2 separate regions of the Homo sapiens genome follow, and region 2 is linked to region 1. A link is a loop called in an ENCODE intact Hi-C map of the cell type or tissue named here. Cell type or tissue: psoas muscle. All regions are shown on one strand. Links, peaks and the distances in the headings refer to the core of each region. The heading gives the core; the rest is flanking DNA. Region 1 holds the start of LINC00683 (long intergenic non-protein coding RNA 683). Region 2 holds the start of LINC00908 (long intergenic non-protein coding RNA 908).

Region 1 (15,742 bases), core at 7,221-12,220:
GGCAGGCAGGTTCCAGTTTCCAGTTTGGCCCAATTCCTCCAAGCTAGCCCTGCTGTCACCTACGGAAAACAGAGAACCTGGGGGGATGTGCTGAAGGCAGCTCCTGAGCCTTCCCACTCCCCACACGCCCTCACATCAGCAGCAGAGCCCGGGGCTGACGGAGTGGGTTTCTCTGGGAAGGACTCTGCCCTTGGATAGATCTGTATCTATGGTAACAGTAAGATGTTTGTGTGAATAACTGAAAAAAAAAAAAAAGTCTTTCAAATCTCTTCTTCTAAACTGTCAAGGCATGTTATTTCCAGCTTCAAATATTATTTTTAATAAATACTTATTTTTCCCATGTAAACACTCAGGCAACTCTCTTTAGAACTTATATGTTCCCAGGGTGCATAATGGGAGGTGTTTCATTACACACGAGGGAAACATGCCGTGAGTCAGAGGAAAGAGTAAATTATGTAAGAAAAGTGTTGTGTGTGTGCCTGCGTGTGTGCGTGTCTGCCTGCGTGTGTGCCTGCGGTGGAGGGGGCGATGTGCCTGCGTGTGTGCCTGCGTGTGTGTGTGTGCCTGCGTGTGTACCTGCGTGTCTGCCTGCGTGTGTGCTTGCGGTGGCGGGGGCGGTGTGCCTGCGTGTGTGTGTGTGTGCCTGCGTGTGTACCTGCGTGTCTGCCTGCGTGTGTGCCTGCGGTGGCGGGGGCGGTGTGCCTGCGTGTGTGCCTGCGTGTGTGTGTGCGTGCGTGTCTGCCTGCGTGTGTGCCTGCGGTGGAGGGGGCGATGTGCCTGCGTGTGTGCGTGTGTGCGTGTCTGCCTGCGTGTGTGCCTGCGGTGGAGGGGGCGATGTGCCTGCGTGTGTACCTGCGTGTCTGCCTGCGTGTGTGCCTGCGGTGGAGGGGGCGATGTGCCTGCGTGTGTACCTGCGTGTGTGTGTGTGCCTGCGTGTGTGCCTGCGGTGGAGGGGGCGATGTGCCTGCGTGTGTACCTGCGTGTCTGCCTGCGTGTGTGCCTGCGGTGGCGGGGGCGGTGTGCCTGCGTGGTGGGCTCCCTGGAGTGATGGGCATTAGCCTTCTCATGACTGCCGCCTGGGAGACTGGTTATTCCAAAGGACCTGGCGCCCAACGCCAGCACGACCGAAGCCTTGAAGGCGAGCAGGCACCCTCCGCAGGAGTGGTCTTCCGCCCAGAGGGCCAGGAATGGCATCCTTGCATCCCAGTCATGCTGGTTCCCCAGACAAGGGCAGGGGTTCCAATTGGAATTTCTTCCTCCATCTAGGAAGAGAGGACTTTTGCGATTGGTATATTCGGACCGGAGTATACACTCACCCACATTCAGTCTGGGTGAAGTGGGAACACTGGAAGGCAGAGGGGGACTGCGTGGTTGGTTCACTTTCTGGGGTGCCAGGTAGAGTCCCCTCTACCCTGAAGGTGCCTGCCTGCACACAGCTCTTTGAGTTGGACATCACGGGAGGGAATCCTTTTTCCGGTGAGGCAGGGTCTCAAGACAAGCACATTCTTTCATTCTTTCGCACAGGTCCGATGGAGAAAGGGGGTGGGGCCCCAGGTTAAAATGTGCCGCTGAGTTACACAGAGAGGCAGAGGGTGCCATGAGCCCTGCCCAAAAGCTCATGGCTGAGTGCATGTAGATGATGGGTGATGTCTCCCTCCCCTGAAGTCCCATGGAACACACGTCCATTCCAGAGCACAGAGGAGGTGGGGTGGCCAGGGTGCGATGGGGCGGGAGAAGGTGTTGCCTGGAGTGGACTTAGGAAAGGTGGGAGGAGATGGAGCAGATGGCATTGAAGGGGAATTGTGAGAGAGCCGGGAAACGCGACGATGGTATTTACCTGGCCAGGGCACAGGGAGGCCTTTATCCTGCTGATATTAGTCTGCTCCCTGGACCCATATCCCCTCTTTCCAACTGCCTTAGTCTATTTTCAATTGCTTATAACAAAATACCTGAAACTGGATAATTTATAGGAAAGGGAATTTATTTCTTCCAGTTATGGAGGCCTCTGAGAAGTCCAAGCTGGAGGTGTGGCATCTGGTTAGGGCCTTCTTGCTACTGGGGACTCAATAGGGAACACCAAGGCAATGCAGGGCTCCACATGGAGAGGGGGCTGAGCATGTTAACATGGCAATGTGCTAGCTCAAGCCTCTTCCTCCTCTTCTAAAGCCACCTGTTCCCCTCCCGTTATAACCCATTAATCCATGAACCCACCAGTCCATGAAGGGATTCATCCATTCATGAGGGGGGTGCCCTCTTAAAGGCGCCACTTCTCAGTGCTGCCACATTGGGGATTAAGTTTCAACATGAGTTTTGGAGGGGACATTTAAGCAGGAACGCCTCTCTCCCTGCCTTGCTCCTGCCAAACTTGTAAAACATTGCAATCAACTCTGAGAAAAGGGATGGAGGCAGGGGACACGAAGATGTTTCTAAATGAGACGTCTTTCACAGTGGAGGGAGGTAGAGCAGAAGGGTTAGGACTCGGGCCCTGGGCCAGGCGGTCTCGTGCAAGCCCCGCCTCTCCCTTACTAGCAAAGTTGTGAGGACAGCGCCTGCACGCAACACTTGCTTACTAACTTGTAACTGTTATTACAGAAAGCGTGGAGCCAAACAGATGGCAGAGGCCCAAGGAAGAGCGCGCTAAACCCGAAGTAGATCTGATTTCACATCTTGACTTGGCGATTGTTTAGCTGGGTCAGGGTAAATGCCTCACTGTTCCTCGTCTGTAAATGAACACGGGTGCTGAGGTTGGGGTGAGCGCCTCACCGAGCCTCAGTTTCTCATCTGTAAAATGGACACCTGTGCGCGCCTCGCGGCAGGGGCTGCTGAGCACGCGGATGGGTCCTCTGGAGGCTGGGCCGCCAAGAGGCGGCGGCTGCACCATCTGATGCTAGAGAACGAGAACCGCAGTGCGTGCCCGACACAAAGGGAAGGACAGGGGACACTGGAACAGGGGAGACGACATGGAAGAAATCTGGGGGAGCCAAAAGCCGCCATGCCGAGAAGGGGGTCGGAGGAGGCGCGGGAGAGAAAAGCCCAGGGCTGTACACTCGCATCCCTCTGCTGCCGGCCCTTCGGGTACATTCAAATACTGGGCATGAGTCCCGCAGACAAGGCTTTGAAAGGATATTGTTCTCCCATAAATAGAAGTGAAGGTGCTGGAAGAGGCACGAGCAGGAAAATTATGGCTGGGCTGTGGACATCTATGGAGAAGACAGACTTGTGTGTCACTGTTGAGCAAAGGAGAGCCCTGCACACCTGCCCAGGGAGAAAGCACCCTGCCTTGGGCTACTTCTGGCTGCAGAGCCAGCCTGGCACATCCTGCAGTTCCTCCCGTCCAGACTCAGTAGCAATTTTGACGCCTCCTTTTTTTTTTTTTTTTTTTTTTTTTGAGACGGAGTCTCGCATGCCCGGCTAATGTTTTGTATTTTTAGTAGAGATGGGGTTTCACGGTGTTAGCCAGGATGGTCTCGATATCCTGACCCCGTGATCCGCCCGTCTCGGCCTCCCAAAGTGCTGGGATTACAGGAGTGAGCCACCGCGCCCGGCCGACGCCTCCATTTTTATAGGCACCTGAGCCCCCTGTTTTCTTTGCTTCCTTTCGCTCTAGAAAAAAATGTAAGCAATTTGAAGGCAGTCATCGTCCCTCACCCAGCTACACATTCATATACGTAGATGCAGAAACAGGTGTAACTTTAGGTTATAGGAGAAAGTACCTTCTAAATTTGCAGCAAGAGGCAGAAGCAGTCTTAAAAAGGGGGTTTGAGAAGCCAGCAGCTCAGTCTCAGGTTGTCTAGGGATCCCTTCCTGCCATGGTAGAAGCCTGAATTTTCAGATTTTCTCCAAGTATAAAGATAAAAAAGTAAATGAACCAAAACAGTTCAAAATTAAGTTGATATTATTTAAACACTTCATTATATATTCTGGTTTCTCTTCTGATTGCATAAAATCCAAAGGGAAATTCTTTGCCTTCTGGAAATGAATTTGTCCAAAGGAATCTCTAGCCTTGAATTTGTACCAAAAAAAAACACCCTAAAAACATATGAGTGATCAGCTGGCCCTGTTGGGGTCTTTCTGGCTGGAAGATGAATAAGGAAAGGCACATCTGACATTTCATTTCACTGACATTTTATTTTGTTCTCAGTCTTTTTTTCTGTTTCCTCAAGTACATTTTCTGCTATGATGCTGCAAACAGGCACCAGGATGAGTCAGACCCATTTAAGATTGTTGAGCCTCACAGGTTTAGCGATTTAATTACGTGTTTTGTGGGATTTGCAAGCTGCGTGCAATCTCCCCGCGTGCCTCAGGTCCACAAGTGGCAGTGGCCCTTGTCTCTCTCTGGTTTTGTTTGGTGGTACATCAGGCCAGTCTCTGGAAGCCCGGAATTGAGGATGCAAGCATGTTCATGCGCGTGGTGTAGGATCGACGGGGAAGGAAATCGCTGGAGACCTTCCGCTCCCTCCTCCACCTGGGGCTGGGCCGTGAAAACGTGAGTGGGATACAGTGAGGGTTTGTTGTGTGTGTTTGTTTTGTGAACATGTTGATTAAGGGTGCTGGCCAATCATATAGAAAGAAACATCTGGCAGGCACTTGGAAATGTGGAAGGGGTGTTCAGGGCAAAGGACCATCCAGTTCGCCAAGTCCACAGAGGCTGATCTTAACGGCAGTCTCCGTTACAAGATGCTGTTCAAGATGCTGTTCTAGATGCCAGAGATATTGCAGGAAGCAAACAAGTGCTTGGGACTCAGTTTCTAGATGGGGAGGCAGAGGGACCAAGGCAGCGACGCGTCTGTCAGCAGTGAGGTGCTAAGAGGTAGGAAGAGGGGCATGCAGAGGGGCAGGGAGTCAGGGAAGGTGGAAGGGGGATGGGAAGGGCATTGGAACAGGGGGAGGGCCCAAGGCTGTGGGGGAGAGGGCTTAGAGCAAGGGGACCTGTGGTGCTGCGGTCCCAAGAGCGGTGGTGACCAGTGCACGATGTCATGAAGATACTAAGAACTGCTGCACTGTAAACTTTAAAGTGGTAGATGTCATGGTATGTGAATTGTATCCCAACACAAAAAAGTGATTCATCATAAAATGGTTGAAAGCAGTTTAAAAATATTGAGTGATATAAATTTAAAAATTAAAACCTCTTGATTCCTTCACTGACTTCACCTTCCTCATTGCTAATTTCCAAAGGGAAATCATGTTACCACTGTGCAGAAACCTTCTAGGACCAGTAAAGTATATATGTGAGCATCTTTTTTTCTTTTTGGCAAAAATAGGATCAAACTTTAAGTGGTGTTTTGCAGCTCGCTTTGTTTAAGGGACAATAAACATCTCCATGTCAATTCAAGTGCCTAACTGTTAAAGAAGTGCCTAGTATCCCATTGTCTGGCAGTCCTATCGCTTACTTAAGCAGCCCTTTATCAATGGACACTTAAATGTTTCCAAAATTTTGCCATGAGACTCTGAACTGAATATGCTTGTGCCGGCATCTCTGTAAACTGATGCAAGCATCTGCGTTGCATGAATTCCTGGAAGTAAAACTGATGGGCCAAAGGACATGTGTGTTTTAGATCTTGATAAATATTGCCAAATGGCTTTCCAAAAACTGTTCCTAATGGACAGGGTCCCAGCGGTCAAGCAGGCCCCGTTTCCTCCTACCCTGCGGGCTGAAGTCTTCGTCCTCTGAAGAAGTCTCCAAGACCACTTGACTGGGGGTGATGGAGAAGGCAGGGTGTGGGGAGATGAGCCTCAGCCCATCATGGCTTGAGCTAGGATGGCTGTATTTTCATTTGGATATAAACTGTAATTCTGATAACAAGGTTTTTGAGCAAATAATTCTGCTTTAAAAAAAAATAAGAAAAATAGGCCGGGTGCGGTGGCTCACTCCTGTAATCCTAGCACTTTGGAGGCCGAGGAGGGCGGATCACCTGAGGTCAGGAGTTTAAGACCAACCTGGCCAACATGGTGAAACCCCATCTCTACTAAAAATACAAAAATTAGCCGGGCGTGGTGGCAGGTACCTGTAATCCCAGCTACTCAGGAGGCTGAGGCAGGAGAATCGCTTGAACCTGGGAGGTGGAGGTTGCAACGAGCTGAGATCGTGCCACTGCACTCCAGCCTGGGCAACAGAGCGAGACTCCATCTAAAAAAATAAATAAATAAAAAAAGTTTAAAAAATAAGAAGAAGAAAAAGAAAAAAACATGTTTGGAAACCATTAACAGGTTCTCCTAAAGCCATTTTCCCTCTCCCTTCCAGAGTCCCATTTAACCCTGCTGTGGCCTCCAAATGGCACCCAAGGAGCTTCATGCCAGCATTCACACCTGTGTAGCCCCATTTCACACCTAACAGAGAGGACCTGTGTTACCACAGGTAATGCAGAATGATGGTATTAAGGACATTGCAGCTTCCGCCTTGTGTGGTCTGATCTCCCATTCTGGAGTAAGATAGCACTGTGTCCTGAGGGCAGAGGGGCAGCCCTTTGAGACCCCAGGTGAGGCAGAGCCGGCCTGGAAGTCACCCTTAGGCCCTCAGCCTGACCCACACCATGCCTGCGGTCTCGTGGGAGACCTTGAGCCAGCACCACCCCGCTGAAGTGCTCCTGAATCTCAGCCTGCAGAAACTGTGTGAGATAACCTGTGTTGATTGTTGTCTAAGCCTCTAAAGGCCGGATGAGTGTTAGGCAACAATGGATAACTAGTAGACCTGGACTTGTGTGGTTCGGGGTCCTAGATGCTAAAAATCTGGTTTTATGCTTGGATTTAAACCTACCTCTGCCTCTGCCCCGTCGGAGGTCCTTGGCATTTCCTCCCGGGTTAGGACACCTAGCCCCAGGCATCTCCTCTCATGACCTTTACCAATGTGGTGACAGTTCAGATGAAGGTCCTTGGCATGAACAGGAGTTGTAAGGATGGATATAGTGACTCGGTGATTGAATACTAAACCCAAATTTAAAATAAACGTGGGTCATTTGGTCCTATAATCTTTGAAAAAGCAATTATGTATAACGGCAGAAGGTTTCAGCTGGATGTCAGATTATACGGATCTAAGAGTCAGTAGGAGGCCAGAAGAGTGGGAACTATTCTTTTCAATGTGATGGTGGGAAGCGAAAACAGAGGGCTCTTTTTTTGTTTCTTGGTTGGTTTGTTTACTAAGGCATGGAGAGGTGAGCTTGTGTTGTGGGAATAAGAGAAGGGATTCGTGGGAGGAGATTGAAAATGCAATCTAGAGAGGGTCATGGGTGGAGAGGGGTGCAGAAAGATGGGGGTCAGCTTGACTCTTGTGGTTTCCCTGAACTCTGCCTCATTCTAGAGATAACTGGGGTGAACTGGTGTCTCAGTGGGACTGTGGAATCCACAGGTGCAGAATGAGGTGCTTGTCCAGCTGAGGTGGGTCTTCCTGGAGTTGGAAGCATGGATGTACAGGAAGCCCTGTCACCAAGGCTGGCAATTCCACCTGAGGATCAACTCGAGAAGTGGCCATCAGAAACCTGTGACGATGAACCCGTGGCTCTCCTTTTGCCTGCTGCACCCCAAGTGTGGGGACTGTACTTGGCACACAATAGGCATTTAATGCACATTGAATGGATGAAGTCTGAATGTGGTTGCTCAGAGTTGGTGATTACCGAAGTCAGAATGGAGGGAGGTCAAGGGGCTGTGTCTTGAGGGAAGAAGGAAGAACCTCGTGGCAATGGCTGAACTGGGAATCCAGAGGTAAACTGATCCAGCATGGGGGAGGGAGGCTTAGGGTCTGGAGATGATTTAATAAGAGTAGCAGGGCCCGAGAGGGAGGCAGCAGGAATGTGGCTGGAGGAGCCTCCAGGAGCCCTCTGCCAGGGTCGTGAGAACCCATGGGCTGGGGCCAGGGAGATGAGAGGTGGAGGCTGGGACCATGGTGTCCTCTTCTTAATCAAAAGCTGATGCATTTTGTTTCCTCTTGAAGGTCTCAGAGTCCCCACAAATCCCTGCCTTGTTCACAACAGTTGGGGCTTTGTGCTTCTCTCTGAAATAAAACTTTTATCTTAAAAAAAGAAAAGAGAATGTATCCAATATAGTATATCATAATCACAGTATTGGGAACTTTCCCAACCCTGGTGGGAAGGAGGAGGAAGTCGTGGGTTCACTGGGGCACAGGAAAAAAATGCCAGAGATGTCCACCCCTAATTTTTTTCCTCTCCTCTTCTGGGTTTCTGTTGTAATGGATTGAAAATACACAGGAGATGTAATGCAAAACTTGGCTTTGATTTTTTTTTCCCACCTAACTCTTTAAAGGTTTGGAAAGATTTGATTACATGGCAGGGAAAGTAAAAATGTGGATGAGATATCCTGACGCTCAGGCCACATGACCAGGTGATAAGGCGTTCAGAGACTGCCAGCGGCAGCTGCTGGCTCAGGTGCGGCCTGTGTGGGAGGACTCGTGTCTCGGTGGTTACAGAGAAGCTGGCTTCCACGGTGTGAACCCGACTGAATCACAGGCCGCTTTTTTGTTCTCCCTCGGCCTTGGAGGGCCTGGGACGTTCCTGTTGCCCAACATCCTGGTGAGCTGAGAACATTCTGTAGATTAATTAGGTTCTCTCCTCTGGCTCAGCAGGTCTGTTCTAGCCATTTGACCAAAGGCTCTCTGATATTTTCTACCAGCCTTAGAACGACAGTCTGCAGATGTGTGCACATAAATGTCTGGGAGGAGCACACAGATACTGTGGGAGGAGTGGGTCCGGCGTAGCTATTGGGAGATCTCGCTCGTACACATGGCGCTACATAGAAAGAATGCCCTGAGGTGAAGGTGACAGCTCGGCAGTTTCTTAATACCCTGAACTTGAGCGTGGCCTGCGCTAGAGAAAATACACGGTGCTTCTTAAAAACAAAAGCCAGCAGCCTGCAAGAGGGCTGTGCCTGCGAGTTCCTGGGAGCAGGAGGGGGCTGTTCCTCCGCCCCTGGCTCCAGTTTCACCCAAGTCACTTCACAGCAGTTGGAAGGAGGTCACCAATTGTTGAGTGTAGGCGGGGGGCGGGGAGGGAGAGGAAGAGGGATGAAAAGGGAAGGCCCGGGTCAGCTGGGAGAGGAGCTCGCGGGCTTTCCGGCGGGCTGGCCTGAAGTGGAAGGGCCCAGGGCTGCCTGCCACCCTCAGATGCCACGCAGGTGTTGGGAGGGCACCCGTCTGTGGGCTCAGGGACGTGTTCCCACCGACAGGCACAGAACGGAAAGCACCTTGGGGGAGACGCCCTTCTCCCCATCTCAGGAGGGAGGCCGGGCCTGCAGACCTCCAGCCCTTCCCCAGCGCTCGCTGTGAGCTCCCCCCCCCCACCCGCCCCCCACGTGCTGGGGAGCAGGTCCGTTTCCCCACCAGTTTGCCTCTGGTCTTTGTGTTTGCTCTGAGGCCAGGCGCGCCCCCTGCTGCAGGCCTGGGCTCCTGTGTGGAGTTCTCCTTTCAGATGTTGCTAAAATGTCTTGAAAGGCTGCGGCCACACCAACAGACGTCGTCCGGCCTTCTTCACACGCAACGAAGCGCCCAGGTGGAAATGCATGTACCCGCGGCAGCTTCTCGGCAGCGGGCTTCCTGGGACGGAAGACACAGGCTCGCCCGAGGGAGACGGAAGCAGGGGATCTGCTAGAACTCAGCTCGCCTCCTCCTTTCTCAGCAGGGCAGAGAATCATGGGCTTGTGCTGACGAAAGCTCCAGAAAATGGACTCATTTAACCTTTCCAAAGATATTATCCAAGCTGCAAAATCTTGGCAATCTGAAGACCTTTTAAGTCGATATACCAAAGAGCTTTAGTCAGGATTGAATGCAAAATGCCAAAATTTCACTTTTAAAATCATCGTAACATCTAAATACAACCTAAGCACACTTGTAAACTGATGCCGAACAGGCACTTGGAGAGCCCTCCCTGCACCCCTTCCTCGCCCCCTCCTTTGTGCAAATGCTGTTTGCCCAGAACTTCAGCCACTGAAAATCCTGGGAACTTTCTCTTCCTGGCTGCCAACCTAGCAGTTTGGACTCACAGACGAGATTTTTAAATCACTGAGGGATTTAAGCCTCTCTGTGTCACAGAAAAGCGAACACCCTCCCAGTTGAAGGTGGCCCCAAAGATGCGGGCCTGGGACCCAGGACTTCTGCAGGAGAGTGGACGCCTGGGTGCCCCCCGCCTTGCCCTGCACATGGTAGGTGCTCAATAATTACACAATAAATATTCACACAAAGCAGTGATTCTGCCGAAGAGATCCACTGCAATGCACCTGGCTTCCTAGAAGCAATAAATGAAAAGCTTTTCTATTTTTTTAAGAAAAGAAAAGATTAATGAAGCCCTGACGTAGAGGCAGAGAGCTCAACAGAATCCAGTGACTCAAGGCGTGCGCAGAAGCAATTTGCTTCTGAAACTCTAAACACCGTTCTTTAGTACTTCCTGACACTCCTCAGCAGCAAGCAAATAAATATTTACATGTGGAAGGAGACTGTCCTTTGAAATGTAGGTTGTTCCATTCAGAAGAGAAATACGGCAAGGTGCCACTACTTTAGTGGCAACACGCGTTATTATTTATGTTTTCCAGTTTGAAAATCGTGCACTTTCTATCAGGACCCTTAAATGGTAAACACTGATTCCCACGTGAAGCGAATTAGTCCAGCAGCCACCCCCCCCTTGGTGGTTCAGGGACAACAGCATAAGCTTTGACAAATCACCCTTTGTTTTATGCTTTGATTACCTGGTGAGCTAAAAACAATGATAGTAAAAGCCTGGACCTGCCATGTATTCAGTCTGCATTTGTTACTCTCCCCTTTCTTCCATTTATGAGTTTGTTCCCAAAAGATTTTTTTAAAAAAATTCTGACTTGAGTAACTTTTCCTCTGATCTGATCTGTTGTCAAATTAGTGGGTGGCAGGAGAAAGCCAGTCACATGATATCATCGTTTCCTATTCAAACAGACGGCTTTTTTTTTTTCAGTAAAAATACTCGACTGCAAGACTATGAGTGTGCAGATAATTCTGCTGCTTACTCCGATTGGAGGTGTCTCCAGGGAGTTTCCAAGCACAGGAAGCATTCCTGCTCTGAGGTTTCGGAAGAACACTTTCAGCAGGATTTTGGGTCACTGAAATGAAAGTGAACTATGCTCTGTACAAATGTATCATGTTTAATTCAGGAGAAATTCATGCATTTCTTTGTTCTATAAATATTTACTGGCAGCTCGTTTTGTATAGGAGGCTGCCACCTCCCAAAAGCCCCCTGCTCCTCGAGTGGGTTGAGCCTGAAACCCCACATCCACAGACGTGCCCAGCGGCCTTGGGTGCTCAACACAGGCTCGTTCAGGTACGACCAGATAACGGGGCATACCTGGTCCCAGAGTTCAAGGGCTTGTCTTATTTTATTTTAAACATCAGACTCTAACTGCTTGTTTAATCTAAATGTTAGCAATCAACCTACAGCCACCTGAAATATGTGAGTGGTGTTTAACAGATGATAAAGATCATATATTACTTGCATGGAAAGAATGTAGAAATATAGGTGTCCCTTTTAGTCTTTAGTGTGTCCCCATAATCAATGTCCCCAGCTCATTAATGAAAAGGTCCCCTCCTCCTCCCCCATCGCTGCCCTCATTCCTATAATGTAAACAGCCACCAATGGCTCCTATTTCTTTGTTCAAACAAACAATAGCCTTATAACGAAGAAGAAAATTAGTATCAGGTGAAAGCCTCACTTCAGGGTGCTTATGGCTTTTTCTTTTTTCAGAATAACAGAGTACACCAGTCATCATAAGAAGAAAAATTCACATTTAAAGTTTGGAAAGCAACAGGACAAAGGTCTGTCTTCAGTGGTGCGTAGACATGCTCGTGATTGAATTGGAAATAGTTCTCTTTCCTTCTCTCTGACTTCCTAACTGAAAAGCTGCAGCGTGGGGAGAAAGGCTGCTCAGAAGCCTGGAGCCAGAACACGCACCCCGGCTTTTGCAGGGCCGGCTCACTTGGTTAGAATCAAAGGAAAAGCCTTGTTATTTGGGAAGCTGGGCGTCCTCACCAAATTAGGGGATTTAATTTGCAGATATCTAAGGAGTGCTTTGAAATGAAAGATGAACTAAAATCTGCTCTGAGGCCCGTGATTTTTCACCAGTGAAGGACTCTCTTGCTGCTGGACATACATGAAAAGCATCATCTGATCTGAAACGCAAGTCCCTGCAAGACAGAGGAGAGACTTTATAAACATTTTATACCATTCTATGAAATCAATTCGATTCAGGGCTAGAATTCAAGAAGTAATCCATGGGCAAGTATATCTGATGGTAAACCCAAACGATTATATTGTTAACCTCTTGTACTTTTTTTAATTTTTTATTATTTGATATTATTATCACAAAAGTCGCTGGAACAGGATCCATGAGCTGCTTCTTCACTGCTTAGTGTTTTCAGAAGCTGATGGATTATTAAGCTCCAATTGAATACTTGATTTCCAATGATTCCATTAATTTTTCTGGTTTGTGGTAGGATTTGATTTACTTATTTTGTACTTTAACACACCAATAAAAAATAGATACTAAGAAATAGTGAAATTTGTTGCTTCAAAATAACCCTTAAAATTTAGAGTTTAGTGAAATTAAGCAATTCAAATAGAGAAACGATTATCCTTCATTTCCTTAAGGCACAGAAATTGAGACTAGGTTCAAGAACCTTCATATTTTAAAAACTGGAAAATACTGGCTAAGTGAGGACTGGGCGGTCATCCTCCACACATGCTCTGTGTGCTTGGAGCGAAGAGGGGAACGCACTGAATGAGATGAACTGGAAGGAGGTGCAGCAGCGAAGGAAATCCTTCTGTTGGGAGAGTTCACGTGTTTAGGATAATCCTTCGAATAGGACGCAACAGTGATGTGAGGAGAAGCTTTGGAGCTGATTTAGATTGAGACAGTCTATCACAGGCTGTTTGGTTGCATCCCTTTGGGGCCAGTCTCATTTTAGGTCTAAATATGCAGGAATGGGGCTCTGGCTTCCAGAAGTTTCAGGCTGCAAAAGGCTGGGGCCACCATCTTTACAGATAATCCATTAGTTTGATTCTCTTGGGGGCCAGGAAGAAAACCAAGAACACTCAATGGACTATGGGACTCAAATAATCCACAGGAGGCGTTTGTAAAGGGGCAAAACTGTGTGTGCCCAGTAATTCTTGGAGCTCGCAATAGAGGTGGAGAAGCAGTGATGGGCCCCACAGCAGCAGGGGCTTGGGAATGACGGAAAAGAACAAAATGATGGAAGGACAGCTGGAAGAAACAGGGAAGCTTCCTTTTAACTGGATGCTGGGTCTCAGCCTTGAATAGTTCCTGGCCTTCGGAGGCCTTTTCTCAGGGAGCATGGCCTGGGGACTCCCTGCTTGCTCTGCTGAGCTTTCAGGGAAGGAGAAATGGGCAAGGCCAGAGGCGACCATCAGGTGCTCCGTAGGCACAGAGGCAGAACTCAAGGTTTAGCTTTACCTTAAGAGGGTGACTGCAAAGTGTGCTCCCTGGACCAGGGGCCTCGGCCTCACCTGGGAGCTTGCTAAAAATGCAAGTTGCTCTCACCCAGACTGAATCTAAAATTCTGGGTACAGCCCAGCAATCTCTGCTCACACTTTCTCCAGATGATTCTGGTGCAAGCTAACCTTTCAAAAGTCCTGGGTCCCATTCCCAGAGGCTGTGATTAAGTTGGTCTAGGGCTGTGGCCTAGACCTGGGGATTTTGGAAGCCCACAGGTGATTCTGTTGTGCAGCCATGGTTGGCAGGCTGTTCACGGTGCTGTTCAACAGGTCCTGCTGTGGGATGGAAAGGGTCTGTATCTGCACTGGCCAATGTGGGAGCCAGCCCTGTGGCTATTGAGCACTTGGCCCCTGGCTAGTGCAACTGAGGAGCTGAATTTTTCATTTCATTTACTTTTAATTAAGTTTAAATAGCTAAATGTGGCTATTGTCTGCCTTATTGGATAGCAGAGTTCTAGAACCACAGATAAATGTAATACTGTCCCTTTAGTTGATTTAAAAATCCAATGCCTCTGTAATCCTAGCACTTTGGGAGGCCAAGGTGGGCTGATCACGAGGTCAAGAGATCGAGACCATTCTTGCCAACATGGTGAAACCCCGTCTCTACTAAAAATACAAAAATTAGCCGGGCATGGTGGCAGGCACCTGTAATCCCAGCTACTCGGGAGGCTGAGGCAGGAGAATCACTTGAACCCACGAGGCGGAGCTTGCAGTGAGCCAAGATTGCACCACTGCACTCCAGCCTGGTGACAGACGGAGATTCTGTCTCAAAAAAAAATGCCTCACAGAGTTAAATATTTAAGTTGATAAGAAAAATGGTAGTCGAGTCTTTGAGGATTATTTTAAAATCCACTTTTGGTGATAAATAGATAAAAACAGTGTGGTAGGGCCCAGAAGTTCTTCCTGATTTCTACCTGTTGGAGCTGAATTCCTCAATTTTACTTGTAGGAGAACGGCTTCCTAAAGGGCACCTTACCCAGCCATTCCTGCATGCAAGTGTGTATGAGAACTGCAGGGGGCATTATATGAAAATCCAATTCCTGGGCTCTATCCCAGATGTTCCTATCCAATAGGTCTGGGTTGGGGCCCTGGAAACTGCATTTTTGGCAAACCCCTTACTGATTTGGATGCACAAGTTTCAAGGAACAGGCACTAAGGATCGCTGATGTAGAATCTGTTTGTCCATCCAGGAAAGCCAGAGTCACCACACTTGAGTAAATGGGTTTTGATGTAGGAAAGGTCTTTATAATTCTTTCATGAATTCACCAAACTTTAAAAACTGTACTATTTTTGGCTGGGCTTGGTGGCTCACGCCTGTAATCTCAGCACTTTGGGGGCCAAGGCGGGTGGATCATGAGGTCAGGAGATCGAGACCATCCTGGCTAACACGGTGAAAACCTGTCTCTACGAAAAATACAAAAAAAAAAAATTAGCCGGGCGTGGTGGCGGGTGCCTGTAGTCCCAGCTACTCAGGAGGCTGAGGCAGGAGAATGGCGTGAACCCGGGAGGCGGAGCTTGCAGTGAGCCGAGTTCGCACCACTGCACTCCAGCCTGGGTGACAGAGCGAGACTCTGCCTCAAAAAAAAAAAAAAAAGCGGTAGTATTTTCAAGACTGTGCTAAGCTGGAGGAGAAATCGGTGAACAGGGTTCAGTGCCTCCCTTTAACTAATAACATAAATACACTTCGTGTTGCTGTGTAGTTAATATTCGCAGCTGCTGAAGGTGCTGCAATTCACCGGGTGACTGCTGAAAACTCCAATCAGTGCCTGACTTATGTTCCTTTCCACACTGCACAGGAAGGGCCTTTTTGGGTAGTGTCTACAGCTGTTAACTGTTTGTGGGCTCAGCCTTCAGATGCTGTGTTACAGAAAGCCCTTACCGCAATCCTAAATGCTGCTTCTTTTATTAATGGTACTGTCATTTATTTAGGGCCTCCTGTATGTTAGGCAATCCACAAACATTGCACATAGCATGAATGTATTGTTCAAACTGAAATATTTTTGAAAGTAAATGGGGACAAATTAAAAATTCTTTCAGGACAGCAAAACTGTGGGACACACTGGGAGGTACTGTCACCTTAATTAGACATCATCATTACTGGGGGAATGAGAATTATGAGGTCACACAGCTAGGAAGGGGCCAAGGCCCCAGCATAGGTCTGTCTAATTCTATCCTGGGTTGAATTCTGTGCCCCAAAATTCATGTCTACCCAGAAACTCATAATTTGACCTTATTTGGAAATACGGTCTTTGAAGACATAATTAATTAAG
Region 2 (15,742 bases), core at 6,691-11,690, 96 kb before region 1:
CCTCAGCCTCCCAGAGTGTTGGGATTACGGATGTAAGCCACCACACCCGGCCCAGTATCTGCCTAGATATTTCCCAAAGGAAATATGCAAATGGCCAACAAGCTCATAATACATGCTCAAAAGCATTAGCCTTCAGGGAGACTCAAATAAAAACCACAATGAGATACCACTTCACACCCACTGGGCTGGCTGGAGTCAAAAGGCAGATAATAACAATAATTGGCAAGGATGTGGTGAAATGAGAAGCCTTGTATACTGCTGGTGGGACTGGAAAATGATGCAGCCACTTGGAAGACAGTCGGACAGGTCCCCAAAAGGTTCAACATGGAGTTACCAGGTGACCCAGCAATTCTGCTTCTAGGTATACACCTAATATAAATGAAAACATGCATTTACACAAAAACTGGTACACAGATGTTCACGGCAGCATGATTCATAACAGCCAAAAAGTGAAAACAAGCCAAATGTCCATCCACTGATGAACGGATAAAGAAAATGTGGTGTGTGTAATTGATGGAACACGACTCAGCCATGAAAAGGGGAGAAGAACTGACACACGCCATCACATGGATGAGCTTCTCAGAACAGTATGCTGAGTGGAAGAAGCCAGGCACGAAAGAATGCATCATGTCTGAGTCCATTCATATGAAATGTCCTCAACAGGCAGATCCAGAGGGGCCAGAAAGTAGATTCGTGGTTGACTGGAGTTGAGGACCTTTGGCGGGGAAATGAGAGTGACAACTGATGGATATGAGGTTTCTTTTCAGGGTGATGAAAATATTTTGATACTGGAGACGGGCCATGGTTACACAGCATTGTGTATATGCAAAAAGCCATTGAATTGTACACTTCAAATGGGTGCACTGTACGGTAGGTAAGTTATACCTTAAAAAAAGCTGTTACTTGTTTGAAATGACAGGACTGTTAAATACACACACACACAGAGGTCAAGTGGTCTGAAAGACAGGGTATCTTCCTAGATACCCAGGAGGAGAGAGATGGAAGTGTTGGCTTCTTGCCCTGACTTTGCCATTTACTAGCTGTGTGATTTTTCATAAGTTCTTTAACTTCTCTGGGCTTTAGATAGCTCATCTGAAAAATGAGAGGCTGGAACTAAATAAATCCTCCCATAAAAGAGTTCTATGCTCTAGATTTAAAGTGGAGCTGTATCTGCTCATATGGAAATATGAGCATAATTATGAAAACAGTACATATTGTACCTATTTAAGATCTATAACAATATATAAATTGTGGCTGTCTTATATAATGGGTGATTCGGGTTTTGCTTTTATCCTTGTATGCTTCCTAATTCTTTCATAGCAAGCATATTTTATGTTATACTTGGAAAAGCCTTATAAAAACCAAAAAACAGTGTTGTATTGCATAGGTTAAAATATGATAGCTTGATATAAATACAAGCCTGTTAAATCTATAAATACAAATGCAAGACATTTGTAAGTCCCCTGTGATGTGTGGAGATATTTGAAATCCCTCCGTGTATTTAAAATTGGGATTCTTTTTTTTTTTTTTTTTTGGATGGAGTCTCACTCTGTTGCCCAGACTGGAGTGCAGTGGCGCAATCTCAGCTCACTGCAACCTCCACCTCCCTGGTTCAAGGGATTCTCCTGCCTCAGCCTTCCGAGTAGTTGGGGCTATAGGTGCCCGACACCATTCCTGGCTAATTTTTCTATTTTTTAGTAGAGACGGGGTTTCACCATATTGGCCAGGCTGGTCTTGAACCCCTGACCTCGTGATCTGCCCGCTTCGGCCTCCCAAAGTGCTGGGATTACAGGTGTGAGCCACCGCAACCGGCCAAAATTGGGATTCTTCTATACGAATGAAGTTCTTCGTTTAAACGTGTTCTTTGTTTTCAAATTGAATGTGGTCCTTGGCACATAGTTTTGATTTGTATCATGTATGTGCAGGTGCTGAGTTAACTCACATAGACACCAAGGTAGCGAGGGGGCCTCTGGTGCCCCTTTCCCAATAAAGGGGAAATGGAAAAATACTGAATCTCGCAATTTCATATGCGAAACTCCGTTACTTACAATGAGTCTGGACTGAGAACAAGACGAAAGCTATGGTGAGTAAGTTATACCATGCAATCAGTAATTTTTCCATGAAGGAGGTAATAAAACGGTGAAGACCTTCATTTTATTTTAGGATTCCAAACTAGGAAAGTAAGATTTACAAGACCACTTCGATTAAATTAAAAAAAAAAAAAGCCTTTCTTTAACTGAAGTATTTCTAGTGAACACATTTGAAGTGGCATTTTATCTCTATGAGCACGAAACAAAGGTCATGTATGTTAAAAAGTGAATACAAACATAATGGAAGATCTTACGTATGAGGGTGGGTTTTGGGGGGACCTCAAAAATCCATCCCCATGCGTCCCTCCAGGTGTTTGCTTGTTATGTCTGGAAAGGGATCTGGAGGTCATGGTGGACCTTAGAACTCCCTCAGCAAATGTGGCTGCGACTGGCTTTTACTCTGGGAGACAAACTGCCCCTTGCAGTGTGAAGGGACCCACGATAAACACTCGTCCCTTTGCCTGTTACCCTGCACAATTAGAGGCAAGCAACAGGACTCTAAGGATGTTGGTTATTTCTGCAGCTCGAACACATACAGATGGAATTGGAGATGCATATGTTGTGTTAGGAGCACCCCCCCCTTTTTTTTTTTTTTTTTTTTTTTGCCTGGCGTCTTTATTGTATTTGTTATTTAAATATCCTGTTGTGTACGTATAAAGACAGGAAGTGAGTTATACAAAACCTTACAACAACAACAGTATTGAGTGTCAGACAAGCAGATGTGCCTGGTGTTTGGGGAGATGATATATATTTAGTTTTTGAAAATGTTCAATAGTACCACATTTTCTCTGGGAGAAACATTCTCAGTATTTCCAAAGAAGCATGGCAGCGCCGCATAAATATTCTCCGGTTAATCACGGGCGCTTGGGCCTGGAGCAGCAGACTTTCATTATTGAGCTTTTTGCTTTGCTTTATTTGTGTTTCTTTCAGAAAACTAAAATCTTGTCTTGCACGGTCAGAGAAAGAGAGGTGGGATCGATGTCCTCTGTCTATTCCCTGGTGCATTGTTCCTGCCTGGGCTCCGCGGGGCTTGATGCGGATCAGAATCTCTGTGCACACAGGAGAGGGATCCTCTTTCAGGTCCACACCGCCGCCGGTTGTGCGGCCGAAACTGCAGCCCGGGGTGGTGTGGGAGAACGTCCGCCAGGGCTCACGCCCCCGACTCGACAGAGAACTGTGGGGAGCAGCTCCTTCCTCTCTCGGGAAAGGGTCGACACCCCCTGTTCCCATCTGAGCTTTTTTTGTTGTTGTTCGCCCATTCACATTTCCTTGGTTGTATTTTGGATTTAAGATTTTAAAAATCTATACATTTTCCAACGTTGGGTAGTAAAAAAGAATTTTGATTTAGAGTAGAAAACACGTTTGTAAAAACCCAAGGACTTAGCTTGTCAACTCTCGTGTTCATAAAATAAACTGGCTAAGATATAGTAAAATGGCGTTTTAGGAGAGATTACAACAATTATTAATTTTATTAACAACATTGAAAATGAGACTCTCCATTTCTAGCATAGTAAAGCAGCCCTTTTAATGGTCTCACATGAAACGCTGAACCCTGGGATAGGAAATGGAGAGGAGTTTGAAGAAGAGTGTTGACCGTTCCCATTAGTTTCTGAGCTGGCTCTAAACGCCAGATAAAGAATGAGTCCTTCCTGCGGTGTAAGCCCCTCGGCTCTTTCCCCCTCCTTCTGGTGGACGGGAGCAGATAGGTTCCATTTTCTGCCTCTAAAATGATCCGGAGCCTCGTGATGCTTTATCTCTACAACCAACGCCACATAGTAATTGTGAAGCCCCTACTTTTACACAGTGAATGTAGCTTTAGCTTAAACAGCGCGTTCTCTTTAAAGTTTCTCAGAAGGATCTCAAATCTGACAAAATGTAAAAGGACATAAACTCAGATGTTTGGGGGAAAATTTACTGCATTTTGCTTGTATGTTTTTCATGCTGACAATTTGCATATATTCATTCATTAGTTTGTTAACTTTATTTAAGAACTACACATTTTAAAAGTCATGTTAAAATTAGAGAAAGTGATTCAAATGTACCATTTCACAATAAAATCAAGAACAACCTAATTTCTTGTCACTGTTTCAGCTTCATTTTTCCTTTGCTTTTTTTTTGTTAGACTGTAAGAATTGTTATTTTGAAATCAGTGTGCACATTTTTGAGCAAATCTTTCTAAATAGCTATTTGTGTAAAACTTAAACTTTAATAAGCTTCGGGGCAGCATTGTTCGGTGTTTGGATTGCAAGGTGCCCACCCTTTTCAAGTGGCATTAGTGAATCCCAGCTTAAAAAGCTTAATGAACAAGCACATCCCACTCAGGAGGCAGCCTTGTTAGAAACTACAATTTGGTCCAAAGGCAGCCTTTTTATGTATTTGATTTGCTGATTTCTCAGAATTAGGTAAACTATTGCTGGAACTGATTTATGTTAGCATCACTTGAAAACATCATTTGGCCAGCTATGTTTTAAACACCTTAGCTTGATCTCTGTTTCTGGGTTTTTCTCAAACATTGAAAAAACAAATCAATGGTCCTTTGGCCACTTGAAGCCTTATTTTTTATTTCCCTTAAATAACACGAAACTTCAGGCATGCATTGCAGTACCATAATATGTGTGAATGTGTATGTATATATTTATAGATGTTATATTTATAGTTATAGTTGGATTTTAATAACATTCTCTTCCAGTTATGATTCTTCTTTGGTTATCATGTGCTCTAGGATTCCCACCCTTAGTGGTAACGTGATGACAAATGGATTCCTAAAGTAGTATTTAATGGCCTTTGGGTTTGATACAGCAACTGTTCTTATGTTCATTCACAGGCTTTGTCACAAAACACAGTCCAGTTTATTCCTAGCCCTAGGAAATAATAGCTCCTGACATTTGTAGGATTAAAATATAGGATTAATGATCAGCTTTTAATGTGCAAATTAAGTATTCAGTCTGAGAGTATCAGCCTTCCTGTTACCCATCTTATTTATCCCAAATTTCCTGTTGAAATAAGTGCAGGTAGAGAGTTTCCACCTCAGCCAGCAGGAATCACACTGGTACAAAACTTCTAGACTTTTACGATAAAATAAAAAAAAGTAAGGAAGAATACTTTGGAAAGTAGCATATTTATATTTCTACTGAAATGCCATCAAGATTTCAGAGCAGTTAACGATTAACTTTAAAAACTGCAAGGCCTGAATCTCAACCTAAAAAATAAAAAAGCTGACAGCTGAGCAGAGCTTCCTCTTCCCTGTTGAGTCCTATCCACTTAAATGGGGAGAAAAGGGAAATTTATGGCTTTCATGTTCTAGTAAGAAAAAATCATTGTCTTATTCTCAGTAAAACTGGGAAAGGTGCTTTTTTTCTGAAAACTACGGCATAGCTGCCTGCCTTCTTTAAAGGCTTAATAACGTTCTTTGTCAGTCTTCACTCATGGCAACCCATTTAGAGGCTACTTATATGCATCAAATTATATGGTTAAATACCATTGCATATTTTCGTAACTAGAAAAAGCATTTTTAAATACAATGTTTAAAAGACTTTTCTATTGTCTATGCCACAAGGGGGGACATTTAATTTGCAAAGTCATCTGCATGGCAGTAACAAGTTTCAGGACTGACATTTCTCCAGCTAAATGAAGTCCTTTTTTTCTTTTTAAATTTTTTTTTTCATTTTCAAATAACCTCCTTCCTGCCATTTTGGTGGGATTTAGGTTTTAGGAGTCGACTGATTTATTATAGCATACAAGCTTGATTGGCGAGGCTTTATTTTTCATTGGTATCATGTTTGAAATTATTCTTTGGTCTCAGTAACATAGGTTGACTGGACACATGCATCCCAGAACAGCAGCCCTCAAGGAGGCTTTCAAGAGCCACACACAGAAGTAAGAGCGTGCCTCACACTTGCCACGGGTGCGTCCATGAAAGGCACACTGTCATGCACACTCTCCACTTCGGCAACTCACAGCCCTTCTCCCTCCTTCTTTATATCGTAGTATGCAGAGGCTAACAGGATCTTTATACCATAGTATGCAAAGGCTAACAGGATCTTTATACCATAGTATGCAGAGGCTAACAGGAAAAGTCAATTCAACTACTTGAGAACTTTGGTCCTAACAAACTGCTTCTAAATGTCTCCCGGGAGATTTCTTTTGTTATTTCAATAACAATGCCAATTTAAAAGGATACCTCTGATTTCCAACAATCCAAAGCAATATATTGCTAAGACCCTTTGAGAAACTTAAACCACATATAAATGAACCGTACAGATTCTCTTTTCAGTGCATTTAGATAGCCATGGGAAGCAGAGGTTTCAGAGAAGCGGGTTTAAAATGAATAGGGCATCGCCAAAAGTATAGAAGACTATAAACATTATGACGCACACACTGGCTTTCAGACAACAGCCTTGATTTCAACCAGTGAAAATCCTAGGAAACTTTTTAACAAAGACTAAACTCTTTTAAATGAGCATTCAGCCAGAGCTCCATGTGTTTATCACGGGGCAGGGAGATTTGGAGGAGTGGGAGCGTGGGGGAGCTGAGTGAAGGAGGTCAGGGTGAGTCCTGTGCGCACAGAAGGCCGGGCCTCCTCGCCCTGCTGCAGCCACCTCCTTTCATGCTGAATGAGCCGCCTCTTCAGGCACAGAACCGTCTGTGACTAAGGGGGAACTTCGTGCCCCGTACAGCAGCAGTGAGGTGCTCCTGCGCCGGCCTAGGGAGGTCTGTGTGCTTCTGGGCCACTACCTTTTCCCGTTTGTTTTGAAAGCAAGCAAGGCAGCCATTCCTGAAACGCGCGCCTAGGAGCCTGGGAGCGCCGGCGTCACAGGCCACGTCCAAGAGACCACGTCTCTTGGATAAATAAAGCGCTTCAGAGAAATCCTTGCTCATTCGATAGAGACCATTTAAAAACTGTATTATTTATAATAATACAAATTATTATGTTATAACACCCATAATGACAAAAACTGGCAAAGTTATGATGCATTTATTTTCCTTTCTCTTTCTTCTCTTTCTTCCTTACTTCCTTCTTTTTTATCTTTCTCTTTCTTTCTTTCTTTCTTCCTTTTTTCTTTCTCTTTCTCTTCTTTTTCTGTCTTCCTTCTTTTTCTTTCTTTTTTCTTTCTCTTCTTTCTCTTTCTTTCCCTCTCTCTTCTTTCTTTCATTCTTTATTTCTTCCTTTTCTTTTTTTTCTGAGATGAAGCCTCACTCTGTCACCCAGGCTGAAGTGCAGTGGCCTGATTAGGGGTTACTGCAGCCTTGAACTCCTGGGCTCAAGAGATCTTCCCACCTCCGTCTACTGAGTAGCTGGAATTGCAGATACACCGCACCACACCCAGCTAATTAAAAAAACATTTTTTTTGCAGAGATAGAGTCTTGCTATGTTGCCCAGGCTGGTCTCAAACTCTGGACTCAAGTGATCCTCCTACCTTGACCTCCCAAAGTCCTGGGATTATCGGAGTGAACCACTGTGCCAGGCTGGTATTTTTATTTTCTTATTTTCTTTTTTGAGACAGAGTCTCGCTCTATCACCCATGCTGGAGTGCAGTGGCGCGATCTCAGCTCACTGCAAGCTCCACCTCCCTGGTTCCAGCAATTCTCCTGTCTCAGCCTCCTGAGCAGCTGGGACTACAGGCCGCACGCCACCATGCCCCGCTAATTTTTTTTTTTTTTTTTTTTTTGGAGACGGTGTCTAGCTCTGTCCCCCAGGCTGGAGTGCAGTGGCACAATCTCGGCTCACTGCAAGCTCCGCCTCCCGGATTCATGCCATTCTTCTGCCTCAGCCTCCCAAGTAGCTGGGACTACAGGTGCCCACCACCACGCCCAGCTAATTTTTGGTATTTTTAGTAAAGACGAGGTTTCACCATGTTAGCTAGGATGGGCTTGATCTCCCGACCTTGTGATCCACCCACCTCAGCCTCCCAAAGTGCTGGGATTACAGGCGTGAGCCACCATGCCCGGGCCCCCAATTTTTGTATGTTTAATAGAGACGGGTTTGAGCATATTGGTCAGGCTGGTGGTATTCTTATTTTCTATAGTACATATCTTATATAAGAAAACTAAAGTAGTGATAGGATTTACCTAGTCTACCAGGTTGCTAAAAAACAGGTGTTTAAATTGTGCAATGTTGCGTAGAGGACTATTTGGCAAATATTGGTAACTTCAGCAATCTCTTTCACATCTGACTTCCCCCCAAAGCTCCAGCTGATGCCCACCTGCCCTAACATTATGGTATCTCATCACGGCCATGCAGAGCAGTTTCTATTGAAGTTTCTTTTCTAAATACATCTCCAGGGGTGCCAACTTTGCACTATCAAAAGCCCCAAAATGCTTGGGGAGGTTAATATTTTTAAAAGGCCATTTCTTTCCGACAATACCCAGGTTTGAAATCTGGGTTGAGGATCTTGATCAGGACAAACCCACAAAGTCTTCATACTGAGAAGGAAACATTTGCTCTAAAGAATGAACTAAATATGTTAAAATTAGAAAAGGAAAATTAAGTTGACTTTAGCATTTTCTTAACTGATTTTTGTTACCTGGAAACAACTTCTAAGAGAAGTTAAAAACACTTTAAACTTTTCATTTAAAGTTAAGTGGAAAATGGGGGTAGAAAACAATCTTCAGGAATGAGAAAAAATGCTATTTAAACAAAAAAACTCCACTACTTATAACTCTATTGAATAACTATCAAAAACATTCAGAGATTGTCGAGACTAACTGGCAAATTAATATTATTTTTTAAACTAACTGAAAAGCCTGATAAAAGGCACCTGAAACTATTCCACCAGCATGCTCTTGCTGGGAGGTTGTTCGAGACAGCTTTGGGGTTTTCAAACCTTAAATCAAGTAGAATTGAAAAGTTGACAGAAGCAGAGAAATCCACACACACACGGCTGAATTCAATTATGTTTTGCAAGAAAAGTGACTGAGGTATGTCACAAAAAGTAGGCAAGGAAGATAGATACAATTTCACAATTAACGTCATAGTTCACACATTGGACCATGACCAGTTTATATTTACCAAAGTCACAAAATAATGAATGCTTTATATGTTTCCATATGATTTTTGCATTTAGAAAATGTTTGTAAATTGCCTATCTAAGAAAAAAAATCACTGACTTTCTTTAAATGAAAATTTCCATTTACTTCTTCATCAAATAGTTGTGTTTTCTAATTTATCTGTGGTTCTTTAACCAAGAACAAATATATCATTAAAAAGAAAAATAAAAGACATAAATGATACCTACAAAAGCAAAACGTAGAAGCCTATTTATCGGGTACTCAGAGGGTTGGATAGGCAATTTTCTTATTTTAGAAACCATAAAAAGAACGATGTATTAATTAATTTATTAATTCTTGAGTGAAACTGCCCCAGCGAGTAGCTGTGTGCCAGTGCCAGTGAGGGACCAATTATTATTCGCCCCACACAGGACAATATGGAGAGTGCTATCAGAGGGGACGCCGGGGCTTTTCACCGAGTCCTTGCTGCTGTTGGGCTCTCAGTTGTTTGCTCTATTTTCTTTATTTAGCCATAAGACCGTGATCTGGGGTTTAGGACAGCAATATTTTTACAAAAGGCGCACTAAACCTCCCACATCTGCACAGCTCTCGTGACGATCTGTTCTGCACCCAACGCCGTGTTTTCCTGAGAGTAATATGTCCGCTGTGTCTTTAAAAGAACCACTGTGTCAGCTTTCATCTCGCTGTTTGCACTTTTACCTGTAATCTGATTGTGGGGAGAAAAGGAGAACTTGGGTATCCCTCCCTGGCACCCTGTTACCAATAGCATTTGTTTAGTTAGTAATTCTATCTCAGCCGGGACTTTTCCCATTCGCTGGGTTTGTTGCACTCTGTGTACATAGCTGCATCTCCATGGCAATGGAAAAACATGATGCTGGAGATTCAAAAGGGGGCGAGGGAGTGGAGGAAACACTACCCTCAGGTCCCAGCCTCCCGGGAGGGGCTGGGCTAATTTATATGTCAAGTTAAGGGATGCTGGGACTCAGAGATCAAAGAAGGTCAAAACTGGGCTCTTGGAATGGGAGATATTTATTATGTTTAATATAAATACAAATGTGTCCAAGAAGAGAAACTGAAACCTTAAAAGGCATGTAGATTGTGATTGGTAAACATAAATAACACATCTGAAAATGGGTAGATTGCTAAAATTAACAGGCACTTTTAAAAGCTGTCTTAATTTAAATCAGGATAAATTAAGACAGTGACAACCTCAATTGAAATTGAAAATACAAATCACTTGAAAACGTTGATTAAAATTTCTAACAAGACTTTAGAAATGTCTTGTAATACCTTCTGACTATAAATGCACTTTAGACATTTCTGGTTTCACTCCTCAGCTACATGTTTTGTTATTAAGAGCATTTGTTTCATACCGTTAACAATACAGCACTAGTTTGACAAATTGTGGTATGGGGGTGTGAGTGCCTGATGGAGAAAGAGGCTTTGTCTTTTGGGGGGCCCATTAGTGAAACAACTAATAAGCCTATAGCAAAACTGATATGATGGGAAATGACTTCTATTCAGTTAACTCGATTATTAGTGCTAATTGGGGCCAGGTGAAGCATGGATAATTGAAATTCACAGATAATCCAAAAACCTCTATTTAACCAATAACTTCAAACTTCTTCCCCATCAAACCAATTACCGGAGGAGCTAACAAATAGAAAAAATGGATTAAATTGAATTTCACTTCCCCCAAAGATTACCACTATGATGTCTTTTTTATTGATTAATTCAGAGCAAGAGCCAAAGATTAACTATATTTTAGAGACTAAATTACAGATAGTCCCCAACAATTAAAAAGAAAAAGATTATATTCCAACGGTTTGTTTATAAATCAGTTACTTCAGTTACTTGAAGCTCAGAATGCTTTTTCTCATAGAACAAAGCGTCGATTGGGGTAGGGTACCAAGGTAGCACACAGAGGTCAGCCAGTAACCCAATGACACTGGAAATATATTTAAGATTCTCAGCTCCTTAGTCAAGTTCTTTTGAATCCTAAATCCTTACCCTCCCACCCCTAAATCTCTCTGAGCCTTCAATCTATTTTTTTAACTGAAGTAAAACTCACATAGCCTAAAATCAAAAGTGTACAACTCAGTGGCATTTAGTGTAGTCACGGTGTTATGCCACCATCACCTCCAGTTTCAAAACACTGTCCTCATGCAGAAAGGAAAGCCCCCTTGGACCCATTAGCAATCATTCCCCATCCCCGACTCCTTCAGACCCTGGCGACCTCGGATCTGCTTTCTGTCTCTATGGATTTGCCTCTTCTGGACATTTCATACAACTGGGCTCATAACAATCTGTGGTATTTTGTGCCTGACGTCCTCCACTCAGCATAAGGCTTTTAAGGTTCATCCACGTTGTGGCATGTGCCAGTGTTTCACTCCTTCTCATGAGTGAATAATATTCCATCGTGGGGATACAGCACACTTTACTTATCCATTCCCCCTCTTGGAGGGGTGCTTGAGTTGTTTCCATTTTGTGGCTACTGCGAATGCTGCTGCTATTAAACCTGATTTTGACCCTGTGGTGGCATAAGGAGCTCATCAGGGTGAACTGGAAGGGGTGTGCCCCACTGCTGGTGTCTGGTCAAGCAAACCCTCACCCCTTGAGAGAGGAGTCAGTGGGAGACACCACTCAAGTCTCCATAATGAGGGACAATTTCAGGCTGGGACAACATGGTGGAGGAAGGACCTCTTCAGAGAGGAAGTGCACGTAAGGGGCAAGGACCCTAGAAAGACCTGTGGGACCTGTGGAGAGTATGCACGTCCTTCAGATTGAGGCTGGTTTGAGGCCGGGTGCCATGGCTCACGCCTGTAATCCCAGCACTTTGGGAGACCAAGGCAGGCGGATCACCTGAGGTCAGGAGTTCGAGACCAGCCTGGCTGACAAGGTGAAACCCCGTCTCTACTAAAAATACAAAAATTAGCCGGGCGCGGGGGCACACACCAAAAAAAAAAAAAAACAAACCTGGGCTGAGTGCAGAAATCAGTCCAATCCAGGGAGAAATCTGGCAAATACTCTTGGCCAGCTCCTGTTTTTCTGAAAACATAGGTGCCAGAAGAGCATCCGGTAGCAGCTGCCAAGTTCAATACTAGGACTCCACTCCACAGACAATTCTGTCACCCCATTGTGGGTGTCCTGGATGCCCAGAAAACCCACATCTCTTGATAAAGTCCTCCTGTGGTAAGTCTGCAACCCCTCTGCACCCAGCCCCTCTGCTGACACCCCCTCTGCACCCTGCATCTTTGCCAAGTGGGGAGAGATGCATTCCAGAACTCCAGTGGCAGGATCTGCCCTTGCCGGGATCATGCAGACTTGGCATTTTCCAGTACCTACTGTTGCTTGAGGTTTCTTATAATAGAGCAGGATGAGCAACACGACTTCTCGTTTTGTAATTTGGCACATATGTATATGTTTTATACATACATGCTATGTGTCTATATGTACACACGGCAATACATACGTGTATATGTATACGTATATATGTATGTCAACGAATACCTAAATATATAATCATATGAAACAAACTGTTTATCCCTGTTCCATAAACTTCATATCAATTCAATAAATAAAATTTATTCAAAATCCAATCATCCCAACACATTAACATTTAATTTTTCCCTATTTTCTGTCTGTGTTTGTCATTGAATATTAAAAGTTTTGCTTTTTTTTACTATTTCACCTCTTTTCTAGGTAGTCCATAATTTTAAAACAATATATATGGCACCACTTGGTCTTCACAGCTTTCAAGACAGGACTGTCAAGGCAAGGACACTCCTTAGGGGACCCTGTCCCATAAAGTCAAATTATGCGGGATGAGTCAGTGACGCAGGAGCTAAAAACAGTGTCCCTTTAAAAATGTGCATGCCTTTGAAATGGAATAAGTAAAGTACTTGCAGATGCAAATGGTTTCAAGTTTCACTGGAGACCCAGCGAAAGCGGCTGTTCTCAAAGTTGCCAGGCAGTGTGGAAACGCCCACTGAGGGGCACACAGTGAGGCGGCCACTGGCTCTGTGTCCTTGGGGAAGCCCCTTCTGCGGTCCCCTCCATTGTCTGCGTGACAAAGTGGACGTAGAACTCCCCCATTTCCTGCCCAGGGCGGGTGAGGACCCTGCACACACACGGTGTGTTTGTGAGCTGTGCAGAGTGGGGTCTCCCTGGCAATGGCCACAGCCTCCAGGGGCGCTGACACCTCCCGTCTAACTGGTAGACAGTTTCTGCCTCTTCTTGTTTGGGGATTGGAGAGGGAAGTGCGTCTGGATGACTACTAAGGTAAATATGGAATGGGCACCGCGTCTTCCCTTTCTTCTCTCCCTTCCCACGCACCTGCCTGGCTCCCCGGCTCTCCCGCCCTGGCCAGAGTCAATGTGAGCTGCAAAGTCCATATGTGAACAGCTGTGGGCAAGTCGTGCAACAGTGCTCATGGGACTTACTACGCATCTAAGCCGCTGAACTTCAGCTGGACCCCAAATGGCCTTGGTCACGTTTTGTTTCTGTTTTGTCATTTCCGGCTGCATCTCCCACAGTCTCAGCCCTGCGCTCCTTGCTCTGCCTTCTCCTCCCCACAGCTTCTTTGCAGATAACATCCTGGCCGTATTATGCAACTGAACCCATATTATCCGGGGGAAACTTACCCTCCTCTGCTCTCTAAATCTTCCTTTTCCTTCTGGTTTTGGAGAAAGAGGAGCTCCTTTCCATCAATCAGGTCAACCTCTTCCTGTTTCCTTTCTTCATTCTTCGTTATTTTCCACTCCTGAGTTTTGGACTCTTCTCTCGGTCAATAAGTATATCCGAATTCTTCCAGCTGTAAAACCAACAAATGAAAGGCCTCGTGTACCAAGGCTGCCCCCGCGTGCGGCCCCCCGGGCTGTGTGGCCTTGGCCTGGAACACAGCCCCGCTGCCACCTTCCTGCACTCCGTGGGGGAGATGGGCGGTGCACACTACCCAGAAGTGGAATGTGCATTTCACAGAAAATGACCAATTTAAGCAGAAAATTAAAGCAGAAAACGGGGTGAGAACGGCAGACGCGTGTGTGGGCACCGCAGCGTACACGCTTAGGATCCCGAGTTTATTTTTCTAGGGCCCGTGTGTTGGTGCGCATGCGCGTGCGCCCCCACCACCTGAAATCTTGGTAGTGCCTGTTAACCCGGCAGTAGACCCATGGGTGAATTTACTCTCTTCTCTGTGTCTTTCTGTATTTTCCATGCTTTCTGTGACGAACAACATCATACATACCGCTACTTCTTTTTTTGGGGGGACGGAGTCTCGCTCTGTCGCCCAGGCTGGAGTGCAGTGGCGCGATCTCGGCTCACTGCAAGCTCCGCCTCCCGGGTTCACGCCATTCTCCTGCCTCAACCTCCCAAGTAGCTGGGACTACAGGCGTCCGCCACTACGCCTGGGTAATTTTTTGTATTTTTAGTAGAGACGGGGTTTCACCGCGTTACCCAGGATAGTCTCGATCTCCTGACCTCGTGATCCGCCCACCTCGGCCTCCCAAAGTGTTGGGATTACAGGCGTGAGCCACCGCGCCCGGCCACATATCACTTCTTCTATTGTGCATTCACTGCACACCAAGCACTTCTATTGGGCGTTCACTACACACCAAGCCTAAGTAAGGGCTTTCTGTGCACGCTCTCATTTCATGCTTATGACACTCTGAGAATTAAGACCATTTTGGCCCCTGTCTTACAGATGAGGAGGCTGAGGCCTAGTGCTCCTAGCGGGCTTGGTCAAGAGCAGGAGGCGGAGGTGGTGGAAGGCTGTTTCCCTGCGGTGAGTGCTCACACGGTTGGCGGTGATTTCTCCGCAGGGTCTCACAGGCCGGTGCTCTCAGGAGCCACACCTGAAGAATGGCAGGACCCAGGGTGGGCAGAAGAGGAAGGTGAACTGAGGAACAGTTGCAACAGAGGCCTCGGCCAACCCCATGGAGGGCTCTGAATTTGAGAGCCCTGAGAGTCACTCCCCCTGAGGCAGGAGGCCAGGCGTTGCACCCATGCGCTGGCCACTCGCTGGGGACAGGCTGTGTCCAGGGAGGGTACCTGTGTTTGGGTGAGGTGCCCTTCAAGAAGGGCAGTTCCTGGAGAGTCCCCAGATAGAGGTTGTCAATAGTTGACACTTTCTGCAGCTGGCGGGACAGCGCTTGGTTGAGGGGGACTCTGGGTGGCCCACTACAGTGTCTACCACAAATGCCTACCTGCTCTCCAGGATACATTCAAATCTCGCCACCCCCAGGAGGCCTTCTTAGATTCCCATGGATCAGAATGGGCCTGGGATGCTCTCTTCCCATGTCCCTCAGGCTTGCTTGAGCTGTCTCAGGCATGACAGCTGTTGTGGGTTTGAAAGGCTCTGCCACTAGACTGTGATTCCCTGGGGAAGCAATAATCCCCTTTGGGGACATCACTGACTTCAAAACGGTTAAGGGTAAAAGGCAAAAGACCTGCCCGTTTGGGGACATCACTGACTTCAAAACAGTTAAGGGTAGGCCAGGCGCGGTGGCTCAAGCCTGTAATCCCAGCACTTTGGGAAGCCGAGGCGGGCGGATCACGAGGTCAGGAGATCGAGACTATCCTGGCTAACATGGTGAAACCCCGTCTCTACTAAAAATACAAAAAATTAGCCGGGCGTGGTGGCGGGC

What was found. Hi-C counts contacts between places; a loop is a spot of excess contacts. Peaks named below come from ENCODE experiments on the same cell type or tissue, not always from the same donor. Only the 100,000 strongest peaks of a DNase experiment are listed, where the experiment ranks them.
Region 2: a loop joins it to region 1, with 2.0 times the contacts of the local background. A loop is called at or near these places in 5 of 110 quality-filtered maps.

Annotation. Positions count from the first base shown.
Region 1 is chr18:76,611,052-76,626,793 of GRCh38, forward strand. It overlaps LINC00683 (long intergenic non-protein coding RNA 683), which reads left to right and starts at 8,726. Exons shown (of 2, transcript NR_120419.1): 1 at 8,726-10,143; 2 at 11,706-12,508. It overlaps LINC01927 (long intergenic non-protein coding RNA 1927), which reads right to left. Exons shown (of 5, transcript NR_110784.1): 5 at 11,730-12,145. RefSeq lists an enhancer at 717-1,230. In psoas muscle, for the core only: a CTCF peak has its summit at 9,377 (motif pointing left); DNase peaks (open chromatin) are centred at 8,420, 9,070 and 9,370; H3K4me3 peaks cover 1,345 bases; H3K27ac peaks cover 658 bases.
Region 2 is chr18:76,515,585-76,531,326 of GRCh38, forward strand. LINC00908 (long intergenic non-protein coding RNA 908) reads left to right here and starts at 13,071. Exons shown (of 3, transcript NR_015417.1): 1 at 13,071-13,379; 2 at 14,800-14,880. RefSeq lists a silencer at 6,608-6,902 and enhancers at 12,813-13,453, 13,454-14,092, 13,590-13,669, 14,093-14,732. In psoas muscle, for the core only: no CTCF peak of the experiment used is centred there; no DNase peak of the experiment used is centred there; H3K4me3 peaks cover 2,160 bases; H3K27ac peaks cover 1,866 bases; H3K27me3 peaks cover 2,159 bases.